3 separate regions of the Homo sapiens genome follow, and regions 1 and 3 are each linked to region 2. Evidence: chromatin contacts called from ENCODE Hi-C or POLR2A ChIA-PET data. All regions are on one chromosome and are shown on one strand. Each heading gives the region's core, a stretch centred on a gene start or an enhancer-like site at or near the end of the contact. The rest is flanking DNA. Distances are from core to core; before and after follow the strand shown.

The links. Hi-C counts contacts between places; a loop is a spot of excess contacts on that map. ChIA-PET counts read pairs that join two places held with the same protein, here RNA polymerase II (POLR2A). Pooled maps may share reads with other maps.
Region 1: a pooled map shows a loop between it and region 2 (3-fold over the local background). The contact joins the enhancer-like site here to the promoter of RANGAP1 in region 2. A Hi-C loop is called at or near these places in 1 of 50 pooled maps. POLR2A ChIA-PET finds 5 or more read pairs at or near these places in 3 of 52 experiments (B cell, Panc1 and WTC11).
Region 3: a loop to region 2 is called in a pooled map, with 9 times the contacts of the local background. The contact joins the promoter of CCDC134 here to the promoter of RANGAP1 in region 2. A Hi-C loop is called at or near these places in 1 of 37 single-sample maps with no recorded cell type and 5 of 50 pooled maps. POLR2A ChIA-PET finds 5 or more read pairs at or near these places in 1 of 52 experiments (CD4-positive, alpha-beta T cell).

Annotation. Positions count from the first base shown.
Region 1 is chr22:40,763,553-40,768,642 of GRCh38, reverse strand. No RefSeq gene overlaps it. Among named protein-coding and RNA genes, the nearest start is that of MIR4766, 48 kb to the left of the region's middle. RefSeq lists a silencer at 3,546-3,645. Within about 2 kb of position 3,767, at least 2 of the 41 ENCODE cell types and tissues checked have a DNase peak (open chromatin) inside an H3K27ac peak, as active enhancers do; they include B cell, where a contact is called at or near this core.
Region 2 is chr22:41,283,004-41,287,650 of GRCh38, reverse strand. RANGAP1 (Ran GTPase activating protein 1) reads left to right here and starts at 1,464. Exons shown (of 16, transcript NM_002883.4): 1 at 1,464-1,665. RefSeq lists enhancers at 572-621, 942-1,011, 1,042-1,261, 1,692-1,761.
Region 3 is chr22:41,799,102-41,803,912 of GRCh38, reverse strand. CCDC134 (coiled-coil domain containing 134) reads right to left here and starts at 3,234. Exons shown (of 7, transcript NM_024821.5): 1 at 3,147-3,234. It overlaps MEI1 (meiotic double-stranded break formation protein 1), which reads right to left. Exons shown (of 31, transcript NM_152513.4): 31 at 4,459-4,659. The coding sequence ends at 4,614. RefSeq lists silencers at 3,212-3,271, 3,862-3,951 and enhancers at 3,422-3,501, 3,572-3,651, 3,427-4,413.

The sequences.
Region 1 (5,090 bases), core at 2,518-5,017, 520 kb after region 2:
TGTAAGTATTTAATATGTGTTTTGAAGTGGGCACTGTAATATTTCTACCCTTGTCTGTTGTACAGTTAAGTATGAAATGCAGAAATAGATCTAGCATAAGAACATATTCAATGGGAGTTAGAAATCTTGGGTTTTATTCCCAGCTCTGTTGCTGACTAGCATTTTACGCCATCTCTTTGTAATTTGCTGTTTGATAAGTGGAGATAATACTACCCACTTCAGAGGATGTTTGAGAGCTAATGATGTCAGCCAAATCCCTTTATGACTGTGGAATAGGGAAGATCTGAGTGAAACTTTAGACAGTACCTAGATGTATATAGCAATTTCCCTTTTGAAAGCTTATATACTTTCTCATTTTATAATCCTAATATTTCTGTGAAATAGGTAAGGACAAGTAACAATATCCCCATTTAATTGACAAGGAAATTGAGAGAAAACTCTCAAATGACTTGCCGCTTTGGAAGCAGGACTAGAGTTTTAGTTTCCTGCAATCTACTGTAATGATTAAGAGAATGGGTTCTGGAATTAGACCTAGGTGCAAACTTGCCCTACTCCTTACCAGCTGTGGTAACAAAGCAATTACTGAACTTTTATGAAACTTGATTTCCTCAATTATGAAATGGAGGTTTTTTTTTTTGAGATGGAGTTTCGCCCTTGTTGCCCAGGCTAGAGTGCAATGGCACAATCTCGGCTCACCGCAACCTCCGCCTCCCGGGTTCAAGCAATTCTCCTGCCTCAGTCTCCCGAGTAGCTGGGATTACAGGATGCGCCACCATGCCCAGCTAATTTTGTATTTTTAGTAGAGACAGGGTTTCCCTATGTTGGTCAAGCTGGTCTCAAACTCCCAACCTCAGGTGATCCGCCCACCTTGGCCTCCCAAAGTGCTGGGATTATAGGCGTGAGCCACCACGCCTGGCGAAACGGAGATCTTGATAAACCTACCTCATAGGGGGATTGTGAGGATTAAATGAGATCATACACGTAAGTCGCTTAGCCCGGTACTTGCCACATGAGAAGAGCTAGATAAATGTTAGCAACAACTATTATGATATCATTGTTACTGGTTAGGGATATGGCTATTTGAATAGATGTATCTGTGATTTAGTGGAAGGCACTCTGGATTTTGAGCCAGACCTGGTCCCAGTTTTCATTCTGTCACTTTATTAGCATTTGTGGCTACAGACAGATCACTTGACCTTTTTGAGCTTCCAGGTCTTCATCTGTCAAGTAGAAATGATGACCTCTCAATCTTCCCGTTTGTTTTAATTGTGAACGTTTCTTTTTTGGGAGCCTTCCTTTGTTGTATCTTCTCAAAAAAGGAGCCAAATCCAGTAATTTTATATTTTATTTAGTAGTCAAGTTTCCCAAACACTTATCAGTTAATCAGTAAAACATGAACTGGTTTAATGGCAACATCACTGATTGAGCTAGTGACTCACCTTGGCTCTTTTGAAAAGCTAAAGAATGGTGACTTGAGGAGCCAAATGCCACACACCTAAGGAGAGCCCTTCTCTGGGCAAGTGAATTAATTACTTGCCTGGCAGTGTGGAATGTCACCAGAATACCCAACATACACAAAGCCTCATTTGTAGGATATTCATGAGAATAGCACTAAAAGTGGCTGATTGAGGCCAGGCACCAGGGCTCACGCCTGTAATCCCAACACTTTGGGAGGCGAAGGCAGGAGGATCACTTGAGTCCAGGACTTCGAGACCAGCCTGGGCAACATAGTAAGACCCCGTCTCAATTACTTAAAAAAAAAAAAAAATCAGCTGGGCACCACGGCTCATGCCTGTTGTCCTAGCTTCTTGGGAGGCTGAGGTAAGAGGATCGCTTGAGCCCAGGAGGCGGAGGTTGCAGTGAACCATGGTCGCACCACAGCACTCCAGCCTGGGTGACAGAGCAAGAACCTATACCCCGCACCCCCCACCCACCACAAAAAAGTGGCTGATTGAGACCCTGATTGTTTTGTTTTGTTTTGCCTTCATAGGAGCAGTGGGAGGGCTTTTATTACTATATAAATTGAAGGTTAGTGCTGATCTTTCTGGGATATACTTGTTGCCCCTGAAAAGTGTATTCAGTGGGCTTAATGAGCAAGAAAAAAAGTTTTCTAGGGGCTAAGTGGAGAAGAAGGAAAGCTACTATTTAAAGACAGAGTGAAAAAGAAATTAGGAGTTGGTATGAGAGTCAAGGAAAGGGAGAGACCAGTGCCTACCACAACACTCAAAAGAGATGTTCAAAAAATGTGTGGCAAGTACATACTGGACAGTGAACTGTGGGACCCAGCAAATGGATTCAGTCTGTAATGACATTGAAAAGGAAGGAGAACTCTGTTTGAAACTAGTTACAGAGCATGAGAGTGGGTACTGAAACTTCTATACAAGAAATTGAATGCCCACTAAATGCTAGTCACAATTAATTTACATACATCTTTTGTTTTTTTCTTTGAGACAGAGTCTCGCTCTGTCACACAGGCTGGAGTGCAGTGGTGCGATCTCGGCTCACTGCAAGCTCCGCCTCCCGGGTTCAAGCCATTCTCCTGCCTCAGCCTTCTGAGTAGCTGGGACTACAGGTGCCCACCACCACGCCCGGCTAATTTATTTCTATTTTTAGTAGAGATGGGGCTTCACCATGTTAGCCAGTCTCGAACTCCTGGTCTCGAACATCATGGTCTCGAACTCCTGACTTCATGATTCGCCCGCCTCGGCCTCCCAAAGTGCTGGGATTACAGGCTTGAGCCACCGCGCCCGGCCTATGTACATCTTGATATCCTTGTAACAACTCCAGCGTATGGGGTTTATTCCCATTAACAGGTGAAGTAGTTGAAGCTTAAAGGGTAATTTATCTATAGTCACACACCTCATGAATAGGGGTAGGGATTCCTAGTTGAGGCTCTTTTTACCCTGCCATACTACATTCTTCAGATGTCCTTAAAAGTAAGCCATCTAGGCCGGGTGCAGTGGCTCACGCCTGTAATCCCAGCACTTTGGAAGGCCAAGGTGGGTAGATCACCTGAGGTCAGGAGTTCAAGACCAGCCCAACCAACATGGTGAAACCCTGTCTCTACTAAAAATAGAAAAATTAGCGGTGTGGTGGCAGGCGCCTGTAATCCCAGCTACTTGGGAGGCTGAGGCGGGAGGATAGCTTGAACCAAGGAGGCAGAGGCTGCAGTGAGCCGAGATCATGCCACTGCACTCCAGCATGGGTGACAGCAAGACTCCATCCCCCGCAAAAAAAAAGTAACCTTCATTTATTTCTTTAATTAGAAATGTATTTATTTATTTATCTTCATTTATTCTTTAATTGGAGTCACCAAAATGATCTACCCTAAGGGCACTATTGATGTAATTGTGTCACGTGCACCTCATTCTTGTTTTGCTGTGGTTTCTATAGAACCCATTGGCAAATTGGATGGCCAATCCAGCAGGTGGTTCCCTGTGTGGGTGTCATATGGAGGACCTTCTTAAATTGCAAATTCCTATTCTAAGAATAAGGTTATATTCATTTAAGAAATCATTTTTGATTATCTGCCATATCCAAACACTATGCAGATTGCTGGGATTATACAGATGAATAATAGTCTCTGCCCTCATGTATGTCATTGTTCAGCGTGGGAGTCAGACAAAAACAACTTAAAATTGTACCGCTGATGAGTTCTGATGAGAAATGTGCTGTAAATGTTCAGGAGTTGCTTTGAGAGCATGAGGAAGTGGGACCTAACTCTGTATTGAACTGTGGGGCCAGGCGGTGACATTTGAACTAGAAATACACCAAGCAGTGGGTGGAGGACCTCGACAGGAAATAAATAGCATATGCAAAGTAGGAAGAGGATGATACTTTATTATTTGTGCATTGGTTTGAATTAGATCCAGAAGCTTTCCAACCTGGACCTCTGGGTTGAACAAATATTGAAGCGGAGGAGAAGAAACAGCATCAGGTCACAGAGGGCCTTCAACAAGGGAGGAGGGGTGATTAGGACCCCCATTCTACTTAGCAGTTATGTCTACATGTAGACTTGGGAAAGAAGATAAGGTGCTTGTACTCTAAGAATTTAAAATGTAGGCCGGGTGTCATGGCTCATGCCTGTAACCCTAGCACGTTGGGATGCCAAGGCTGGTGGATCACGTGAGCCCAGGAGTTTGAGACCAGCCTGGCCAACATGGCAAAACTCTGCCTCTACAAAAAATACAAAAATTAGCCAGCCATGGTAGTGCACGCCTATAGTCCCAGCTACTTGCGAGGCTGAGGTGGGAGGAACATCTGAACCCAGGAGGCAGAGGTTGCAATGAGCCATGGTCGCACCACCGCACTCCAGCCTGGGCGACAGAACGAGACCCTGTCTCAAAAAAAAAGAAAACAAAAACAAAAAAACCGGCATGGTGGCTCACGCCTGTAATCCCAGCAATTTTGGAGGCCAAGGCTGGGGGATCACTTTAGGCCAGGAGTTTGAGACCAGCCTGGCCAACATGGAGAAACCCCATTTCTACTAAAAATACAAAAACTAGGCAGATTTGGTGGCAGGCACCTGTAATCCCAGCTACTCGGAAGGCTGAGGCAGGAGAATCACTGGAACCCAGGAGGCAGAGGCTGCAGTGAGATCATGCCACTGCACTCCAGCCTGGGTGACAGAGTGAGACTGTCTCAAAAAAAAACAAATTAAATCTAATTTTATTTCATTTATTTTTGTAGAGATAGGGTCTTACTATGTTGCCCAGGCTGGTCTCAAACTCCTGGACTGAAGCAATCCTCCCACTTTGGCCTCCCAAAGTGCTGGGAGTACAGACATGAGCCACCATGCCTGGCTAATTTTAAATGTACTTTAAAAATTAGACATAGGGCTAGGCGACAGAGTGAGACCCTGCCTCAAAAAAAAAAAAAAAATAATAATAATAATGAGACATAGCATTAATTGTTTCATTTTACCTTTATGAAGACTGACCAGGAAGAACAGTTTAGGCTTACTGTGAATTCTTGTTATTATCAAGGTCTGGACTTGGATTTATCTTGATTAATACAGAGATGTTTACTTGGAAACTAGTACAGAGACTAGATGAGGTTTTTTTTTCCCCTCCTAATTTTCATGTGTGTGT
Region 2 (4,647 bases), core at 215-2,714:
TCTTGCTCTGTCGCCAGGGCTGAAATGCAGTGGTGCAATCACGGCTCACTGCAGCCTCAAGCTCCCAGGCTCCAGATCCTCCTGCCTCAGGCCCTTAGCTGAGACTACAGGCTTGCACCATCACGTCCAACTAATTTTTGTATTTTTTGTCGAGACAGGGTTTGACCATGTTGCCCAGGCTGGTCTCACACTCTCTCGCCTATAATCCCAACACTTTGGGAGGCCAAGATGGGCAACAAGAGTGAAACTCCATCTCAAAAAAAAAAAACAAAAAAAAAACGCTGTTTGTGTTTTTATGCTTAAATTCACACCTACAGAAAAGTTGCAAAAATGTTCAAAGAACTCCCATATTCTTCAACCAGATTAACTGATTAACATTTTGCCACATTTGTGTCTCTGCTTTCTCTATGTATATGTATAGGTATATTTCTTTTAACCATAAAGGTTGCAGACATCATGTCCTTTTTGTCCCTAATTATTTCAGCATTTTTTTCCAAGAACAAGGGCAGTCTCTTACATAACCCTGTACCATAATCAAAATTAATAAATTTAACATTGATACAATACTATTATCTAATATAGTCAAGTTTTGCTGTTTCAGTATTGTCCTTTATAGCAATCCCCACCCAGGATCCGATCCAGGACCATGTCTTGCATTCAGTTGTCTTTTTCGTTTCCTGTAATCGGCAACAGTTCCTCAGTTTTTCTTTGTCTTACATAATACAGACATTTCCGGAAGGGTACAGATCAGTTATTCTGTACCATGTCCCTCAGCTTGGGTTTCTCATGATTAGACTAAGGTCATGCATTATAGACCGGACGGTGACGCCGTGTTTTTCTCAGTGCATCACACAGAAAGCGTGCGATGAATGTCAGCTTGTCCTGCTGTTGATGTTAACGTGGCCGTTCAAGTGGTGTCTGCGGAGCTTCTCTACGATAGTTACTATTTCCCCTTTTTAATTATCAGGTAATTTGTGCATATTTATGTGGAAGCCTTCGAATGCCCTTTCAGTTTCATGGGACGGAAAAGAGTCTTTTCTTTCGGGAAATGGATACCTGTGTCTTGCCCAAGAGACCCAGCAGCCAGCAGTACCTGTTATCAACAAAGTTACGCGAACAAAACCTTTCCGGAAGAGCTGAGGGACCTGGGTGCAACGCATTCTGGGAATTGTAGTCTCTGGGCGCTCCCGGCTGAACACCTCCCTGCGGTCTCTGCGAGAAAGAGCCAGAAGCCACCAGGGGAGGGCGAAGAGGAGGGCGGTGGAGGACGCTCTGCGCGCGGTGCGCCATGGGACGGGTAGTTCGCGGTGCGCGCCCCATCGCGCTCCCAGATGGGGAACCGGACTACTCTACCCGAGAGGCCGCGCGAGCGGGGCGAGGGCAAGCCGGCCGGGGCCTCGAACAAATCAAATCGAAGCAAAGAAACTGCCGGCTTTCAAAATCCTCCTCCTCCGCCATCATCCGCCGCGGTGCGGAGAGCAGGTGGTGCTGGAAGCGCGTGAGGCCGGGAGCTCGAGAGAGCTAACAGACTAGCCGGCTGGACATCTGGACCGCTGGATCCGGAGGTGGCGACCCCGGCCTGACCCGGACCCTAAATCCGTCCCCGCCCCAGAGGGCGGAGGCGCGCGCTCGATTCCCCCCACGCGGCGGCGCCGCCTGTTTACGGTAGAGTCAGGGTCCCTTTCCTTTCCCCGTCACCTGCCTGGAACAGGGGTGCGGGGCGAGGAGGGCGTGGCGCCCGTGTGCGCCTTCTGCCTGCCCCCTCGGCCTTCTTCACTTAGCCTTCGACGGCCGAGCGCCCCAGGGGTGGCGGTGGGAGTGGGGTTGTTGAGCGGCGCTGGCTCCTTTCACAAATGGGGAAACTGAGGCTTAAAGGGCGTCTGACTCGCCAGAGCAGCTCAGCCTGCAGCTGCTAGCAGTGGCGTCTCATATTAGCATTGTTGTCAACCGGAGGCGGTGCGAGTCCGCCGGGGATTCCAGATGGGGCTCCTGCGCCGCCCGCCTATCATTTGCGGCCTGTATTCGCGCGTCGCTCCCGCAGAGCCACCTCCCAGCAGGCCCACGCCCGCGGGGGCCCCGGGCTGGCGCCGCTGTCCCTGGAATCGATGTGAGTCACTGCTGACGCTTTGCAGGAGCATGCATCTCACCTCAGAAAGTCTCTGACGTTGCTGCGGAGCGGGGAGAGGATGTTTCTCTATTAGCCCTTTGCTTTTGCTCTGGCGCTGATCCTTTGCTGACCTTGGACAAATCAATTTACGTTTCTGTGCTCCAGTTTCTTGGTTTATAAAGTGAGTGTGGAGGGGTGCATCTCTGTCTCGCTCTCTCTTGGACTGAGGAATGGGCCCCCGTTCAGCTGAGAAGTTCTGTCCCTATTCTATCTGGAGGCTTCACCACCACCTTTTACCCTCAAATTGTCCCATCTCAGAACTGCAAGAGATGCTGGGGTTTCAGGTTAATTTTTTTGTTGGTTTTTCTTTAAATTTTTTTATCTTTTTAGAGACGGTCTCCTTCTGTCACCCAGGCTGGAGTGTAGTGGAACGATCACCGCTGAACTGCAGCGTCGGCTTCCTGGGCTCAAGCGATCCTCCCACCTCAACCTCCCAAGTCATGGGGACTACAGATGCCATCACACCTGGCTAATTTTTAAATTTTTCTGTGGAGACAGGGTCTCATTCTGTTGCCCAGGCTTGTCTCGAACCCTGGTCTAAAGTGATCTTCCCGCCTAGCCTCCCAAAATGTTGGAATTACAGGTGTGAGTTATTGCACTGGGCTGGTTTCTGGTTAATTTATTTTTTGAAACAGGGTCTCCAGAAGTACAGCAGCAAGATCTCAGCTCACTGTAGCCTCCACCTACGGGGCTCAAGTGATCCTCCCACCTTACATCCCAGGTAGCTGGGACTGCAGGCACCTGCCACCACACCCAGCTAGTTTTTGTATTTTTAGTGGAGACAGGGTTTCGGCATACTGCCCAGGCTGGTTTCTAACTCCTGTGCTCAATCGATCCGCCCACCTCAGCCTCCGGAAATGCTGGGATTGCAGGAGTGAACCATTACACCCGACTCTGGTTAATTTTTTTTTTTTTTGAGACGGAGTTTCACTCTTGTTGCCCACGTTGGAGTGCAATGCCACGATCTCAGCTCACCCCAACATCTGCCTCCCAGATTCAAGCGATTCTCCTGCCTCAGCCTCCTGAGTAGCTGGGATTACAGGCATGTGCCACCACGCCCGGTTAATTTTGTATTTTTGGTAGAGACAGGGTTTCTCCATGTTGGCCAGGGTGGTCTCGAACTCCCGACCTCAGGTAATCCACCCACCTCAGCCTCCCAAAGTGCTGAGATTATAGGCGTGAGCTACCGCACCCGGCCTGGTTAATTTTTATTTTATTTTATTTTATTTTATTTTTTTGAGGTGAGTCTCGCTCTGTTGCCCAGGCTGGAGTGCAGTGGCGCAATCTCAGCTCACTGCAAGCTCCACCTACCGGGTTCATGCCATTCTCTTGCCTCAGCCTCCCGAGTAGCTGGGACTACAGGCCCCCGCCACCAGGCCCGGCTAATTTTTTGTATTTTTAGTGGAGACGGGTTTCACCGTGTTAGCCAGGATGGTCTCGATCTCCTGACCTCGTGATCCGCCCACCTCAGCCTCCCAAAGTACTAGGATTATAGGTGTGAGCCTTTGCGCCCGGCCCTGGCCTGGTTAATTTTTATGCAATTTCAACTGGTCGTTTCTTGAGCACCTTCTAAATGCCAGGCTCTATGTGGCAAGTAGAGTGATCCTGTCAAAATGTACGTCAGATGACATCTGCTTTCTGCTAAAAACTTCAGTGGTTTTCCTTGTCACTTATAGCGAAAGCCACTGTTCTTCAAATGGGCTTTATGACTTGGGCCCCTTGTTAACTGTCTCTTCTCTTACCTTGTTTTTTTCCTCTCTCTCTGTGCTTCAGCCCCACTGGCCCTGTTGCAGTTTCTCCAACCCTCTGCCCCTACAAGAGCCATTGCATTTGCTATTCCCTTTGCAGGAATCATGTTCCCCCAGATGTGTGCATGGCCCAATCCCTGATATCTTTATTTAACTATTTCCTAATAATGCCTTTTTGTTGTTGTTGTTAATGCCTTTTTGTTGTTGTTGTTGTTATTTGTTTGTTTTGAGTTGGAGTCTTGCTCTGTCGCCAGGCTGGAATGCAATGGCGCGATCTTGGCTCACTGCAACCTCCGCCTCCCGGGTTCAAGCAATTCTCCTGCCTCAACCTCCCGAGTAGCTGGGACTAAAGGCGTGTGCCACCACGCCCAGCTAATTTTTGTATTTTTAGTAGAGACGGGGTTTCACCATGTTGGCCTGGCTGGTCTTGAACTCCTGACCTCGTGATCCACCTGCCTCGGTCTCCCAAAGTGCTGAGATTACAGCCGTGAACCACCACTCCCGGCCCCCCAACCCCCCCCTTTTTTTTTTAAATCACATACTAAATGTGTCATTTAGAACATATGCTTCAAGAGGTCAGGGTTTATGCTTCCTTTACTGCTATACTGCTGACCTGGAACAACATCCAGCACACAGTAGTAATCAATGTGTTTTTGAATGAATGAGTGGACACCTTACCCAGGATAATAATTCATGCTTATTGATAAAGGCAGACAAACCAGGGTTATAAGT
Region 3 (4,811 bases), core at 1,985-4,484, 510 kb before region 2:
TGATCCGCCCGTCTCAGCCTCCCAAAGTGCTGGGATTACAGGCGTGAGCCACCACGGTGGGCCTCTCAGAACTATTATGCAAACTGAGATTATCACATTGCTATTACTTCCTATTTTCCTATTTATTTATTTTACATTATTTTTGGAGACAGAGTCTCACTCTGTAGCCCGAGCTGGAGTGCAGTGGCACCATCTTGGCTCACTGTAACCTCTGCCTCCCGGGTTCAAGTGATTCTCCTGCCTCAGCCTCCCGAGTAGCTGGGATTACAGGTGTGCATCACCATGCCTGGCTAATTTTTGTATTTTTTGTAGAGACGAGGTTTCATGATCTTGGCCAGGCTGGTCTCGAACTCCTGGGTTCAAGCAATCTGGCCATCTTGGCCTCCCAAAGTGCCAGGATTACAGGGGTGAGCTATCGTGCCCAGCCCTATTTTCTTTTTAAACTTTATACCTATTACTTTTTAAATTTTTGTTGAAGTATCACTCCTGACAGAATAATGCTGGCCCAGAAGTTTGCAATGACAGCAAATGCCTATGGAACAGCCAAAATTGAACTTAACAATGAACTCCAGGTAGACATACCTTGAGAGCCACTCCTTCCAAACCTCCCTTGCTGCTCAAATGTGGCTAAAAGGTATTTGGGGTTTTTTGAGGCAGGGTCTCGCTCTGTCACCCACGCTGGAGTGCAGCGGTACAATCATAGCTCCCTATAACCTGAAACTCCTGGGCTTAAGTGATCCTCTACCCAACTGACTCCCGCACACTCCCCAACCAATGCCCAGATAACTTTTTTTTTTTGAGACGGAGTTTCGCTCTTGTTGCCCAGGCTGGAGTGCAATGGTGCGATCTCGGCTCACCGCAACCTCCACTTCCCAGGTTCAAGCGATTCTCCTGCCTCAGCCTCCCTAGTAGCTGGGATTACAGGCATGTGCCACCACGCCCGGCTAATTTTTGTATTTTATTTTATTTATTTTTTATTTTTTTATTTTTTATTTTTTTGAGACAGAGTCTTGCTCTGTCGCCCAGGCTGGAGTGCAGTGGTGCGATCTCGGTTCACTGCAAGCTCTGCCTCCTGGGTTCACGCCATTCTCCTGCCTCAGCCTCCCAAGTAGCTGGGACTACAGGCACCTGCCACCACGCCCGGCTAATTTTTTGTATTTTTAGTTGAGATGGGGTTTCACCGTGTTAGCCAGGATGGTCTCGATCTCCTCACCTCATGATCCGCCTGCCTCGGCCTCCCAAAGCGCTGGGATTACAGGTGTGAGCCACCGCGCCCGGATGTTATTTATATATATTTTTGTATTTTAGTAGAGACGGGTTTCTTCATGTTGGTCAGGCTGGTCTCGAACTCTCAACCTCAGGTGATCCGCCCGCCTTGGCGGTTGCCCAGGCTGGTCTTGAACTTCTGGACTCAAGTGATACTCCCTCCTTGACCTCCCAAAGTACTGGGATTACAGACGTGAGCCCCTGCTCCCAACCACTACAAGGGTTTTGACACTGACTCCTAGTCACCAGTCTCCAACTGGAGACTCCTAGTCTCCAACATGGCAAGAGACCAACAACCCAAGATAGGTCCGTCCCAGCACTGAGGGACCTAACTACAGGATGACTGATCAGTAAAGTTTTTGGAGAAAGATCTTGACCAAAAGGGGGAAATATGAAAGTTGTTAGAATCAAAACAGAGTCGTTTGTGTTAAAAACTCTGACAAATTTAAAGCATGATTCTCCAATGGGAAAAAACAAGAACAACAACTCTGACAAATAAAACCGAGGAAGGTTGTGAAAAGAGGGTTCTTATGCACAAATGACTGATAACAAGATCACAAAAAATGCAAAAACCACAACCCTGCACAAAGGCCACTGCAAACTTACACAGAAAAATCTTTCTGTGAGGACATCTGCCCTGCAACTGCCTGTCCAACCTCAGACTAGCACCACTCTTGCTATTCATCCTTGTAGCCAAGGATAACTATCTCAAAATAATCATGTAATCCTCATTTTTCCTTTTCAAAACCTTTGTCTTCCTTTACCTCCCCAAATACGTACACAGGTTACTATGGCACACATATTGTCACTACAATGTCTATTCCCAAGTAAACATCATTTTTTTAGAGTCTCTCACTCTGCTATTTAGGTTGACAGTACCTACCACACTCTAGGCACTGTTCTAGAGGCGGGAATACAGCAATAAATAAGCAAAAATCTCTGCACTCATGGTACTTGTCTCTAGTAGGGATAAGAGTTGATCAATAAACTTGTAAAATAAGCACAGAGGGATGAGAGGGTGTCGGTCAGGTACAAGATTACATAAAGTGGTCAGGAGAGGTCTCACACTCAGATTACAACTCCCCAATGTTACCAATGTGAAATCAAGGCACAGAAAAATGAGGTGACTGCCCAAAGTCACACAGCTATTCCCAGGCTGAACCAAGTGTCTGTTTGGCTCTAAGTCCAGTGCTCTGTCTTCTGACTCTTTGTAAATGAGCACAGGCTACCTGAGATCAGAGCTGGCTACTGAACTACCAGGACACCTGCCCCAGGGGAGAGATGCTCAGTTACAGACAGTGAGGGGCTGCAGAGATCATCCGGAGAACCCCCTACCCCCAAGCAGACGAGATAAGTGAAACCTAGAGAAGGAATAGTCCAAGTTCACCCAGGACCCTCCACATTCCACCTCCTGCTCCAAACTCAAGGGAACCAGAACCAGGCTAGGGCAAAACTTTAGGGGCCAAGGAGAATACCAGACAGCTGGCAATGACTGAAGCAGGTAGTGGGAAAGAAAAGCCAGAACAGCAGCCTGCGGGACAGGTCCTGCTTTCTCTACTGTTAAACTCACTTTTTCAGCCTCTCAATCCCGATCCTGCCGTATGCGTCACCCGGAGCTCCTCCTGGCTCAGCATGAGGCTCTGAACTCCTGCAGAGGTACCAGGTAGTGGCGGGCCTTGAGCCAGCTACCGGGGTCGGGGGCCCAGGTGGTTGACCCCGAGCCTTCGGAGCTCCCGGAGGAGGGAGCGAGCCTTCTCAAGGAACAGAGGCGTCCAGGTCCACGAAACTCCCTCCCCACCACCTGCAGCCGGTTCGAGGCCCTCGGTTCTCTCATTATCCTTCCCGGGAACCTGCAGCCCGCGGCCCCTACAGCCACCTACCTGGCCAGTCGGTGCAGGAAGGGCAGGTGGCCGAGTCCTGTGCGAGCAGCTAGGCTCGAAGGTCCAACAGGCTAACAGCAAAGCAACTGAAAGCGGGAGCAAACGGCTAGCAACCGAGCGCAGACCGCCGAGCTCCGTCCCGCCCACCGCGCTGCTCCCGGCCAATGAGCGCGAGCCGCCACTGCGGGGCTCCGCTAGCCTCACTTCCGGCCCCGCTCCACCGCCCCTGCCTGCCCCTCCAGGCTCTGGCGTGCCTCCAGCGCGCTGTGGGCACCATCCTCGTCCTGTCCCTCCTGCGGGCCCTGGGTACGTGGCCCTGGATTTAGCTTGTGTTGGAGGAAGTTAAATCTGTGGGTGGGGTCTGTGCCCAATTTAAGGCGTGAATCAGCAAACTGGGGTCCCAGCTCCTGTCGGCCGGGCGACCTTCTGCGCGCCCTCCCTGAAACTGTGTCGTCGTCTGTGGCCGAGTTTTTAAACTTTAGATCGCAACGTGAGTTTAGTGGGCGGTGACTAGCACTTTTGTTCTTCTTTAAGGACCTCAGAGACTCAGTGCAGGATTCGGGCATCCCCTCCTTGCCCCTCCGGTCCACCAACTAATAAGCCAAGTGCGGCGGGGGCTTCCTCGTCCGTTCGTTAGGCCGAGTGCAGCCCCACTTTTGCGCAGGATCAGGACAGTCAGACCCGAGAAGGCAGCGTGGCGTGGCCATCTCCGGGCCCGGGGCCCCTGCCGGGCGGGAAGGGAGCTGGAGGCCCGGTCTGGGCTGAGCTCCCCAGAACAGGCGCAGGGCAGGCACTGTCGAGCGCAGACCTCATGCCGGGGACCAAGCTGGACATGCATTCCCAGGATCTACCCACGAGGGTGCATAAACACCAGTTCTGATGACGGCTGTACGGGAAGGGACAGAGGTGACCTACTTTAGCCAGACAAGGGCTGAGGCTGGGACAGTTTCGTTCTGATAGGAAAGCTGAGAATTTGACCCTCCTTGCCTGGAAAGTTTACCTCTATCCACCTCCACGTGAGGCGAGGGAGCAGGTCAAGTGCCTCTGGGAGCTGTTGAATCGCAGCAGCCCCAACCCCTAGGCCTTTCTCTGCCCTGCCAGCCCCAGGATGGCCTGACTGGTGTTCTCTGAGTACAGCTGAGGCACCCAGCTGACTCCTTGAATGCTGTTACAAGAACAAATCCTGTCCCGTCCCTCCTTCCCTGAGGAGGCCATCAGTCTCCTTGCTGAAACAATCCCTTATCCAACTGGCTGAGAAACCAGCTCCTGGTAGACAAGGTAGTACAGTGTTTTTGGAGAGCTCGCGCAGGTATGTGAGTGTATCATTTTATTTCCTTATTCTATTTCAACAATAGAGTATATGGCTCCATATGAATAGCTTCAGCTGTCATCCATTTCCCCAACAATTATGCCCTTTGTCTCCAGGTCTCATTCTCTCTCCACTTCTGGGCCTTCAAGTCCTGAGGATCAGTTTCTGATGTGGGACAGGGATACAGCCACCCCTCCCAGGCAGCTGGCAGCAAAACATGAGAGGAAAACAGCAGAGAAGTGGGGCCAACCATGGGGGCATCACACTTCCAGAGCCCAAAACAGTCAAGAATGGTCAGGCAAGAACAGAAGTGCTCCTGAGAATAGTGGGATGGATTCTGAAATTGGGTCCTGAAC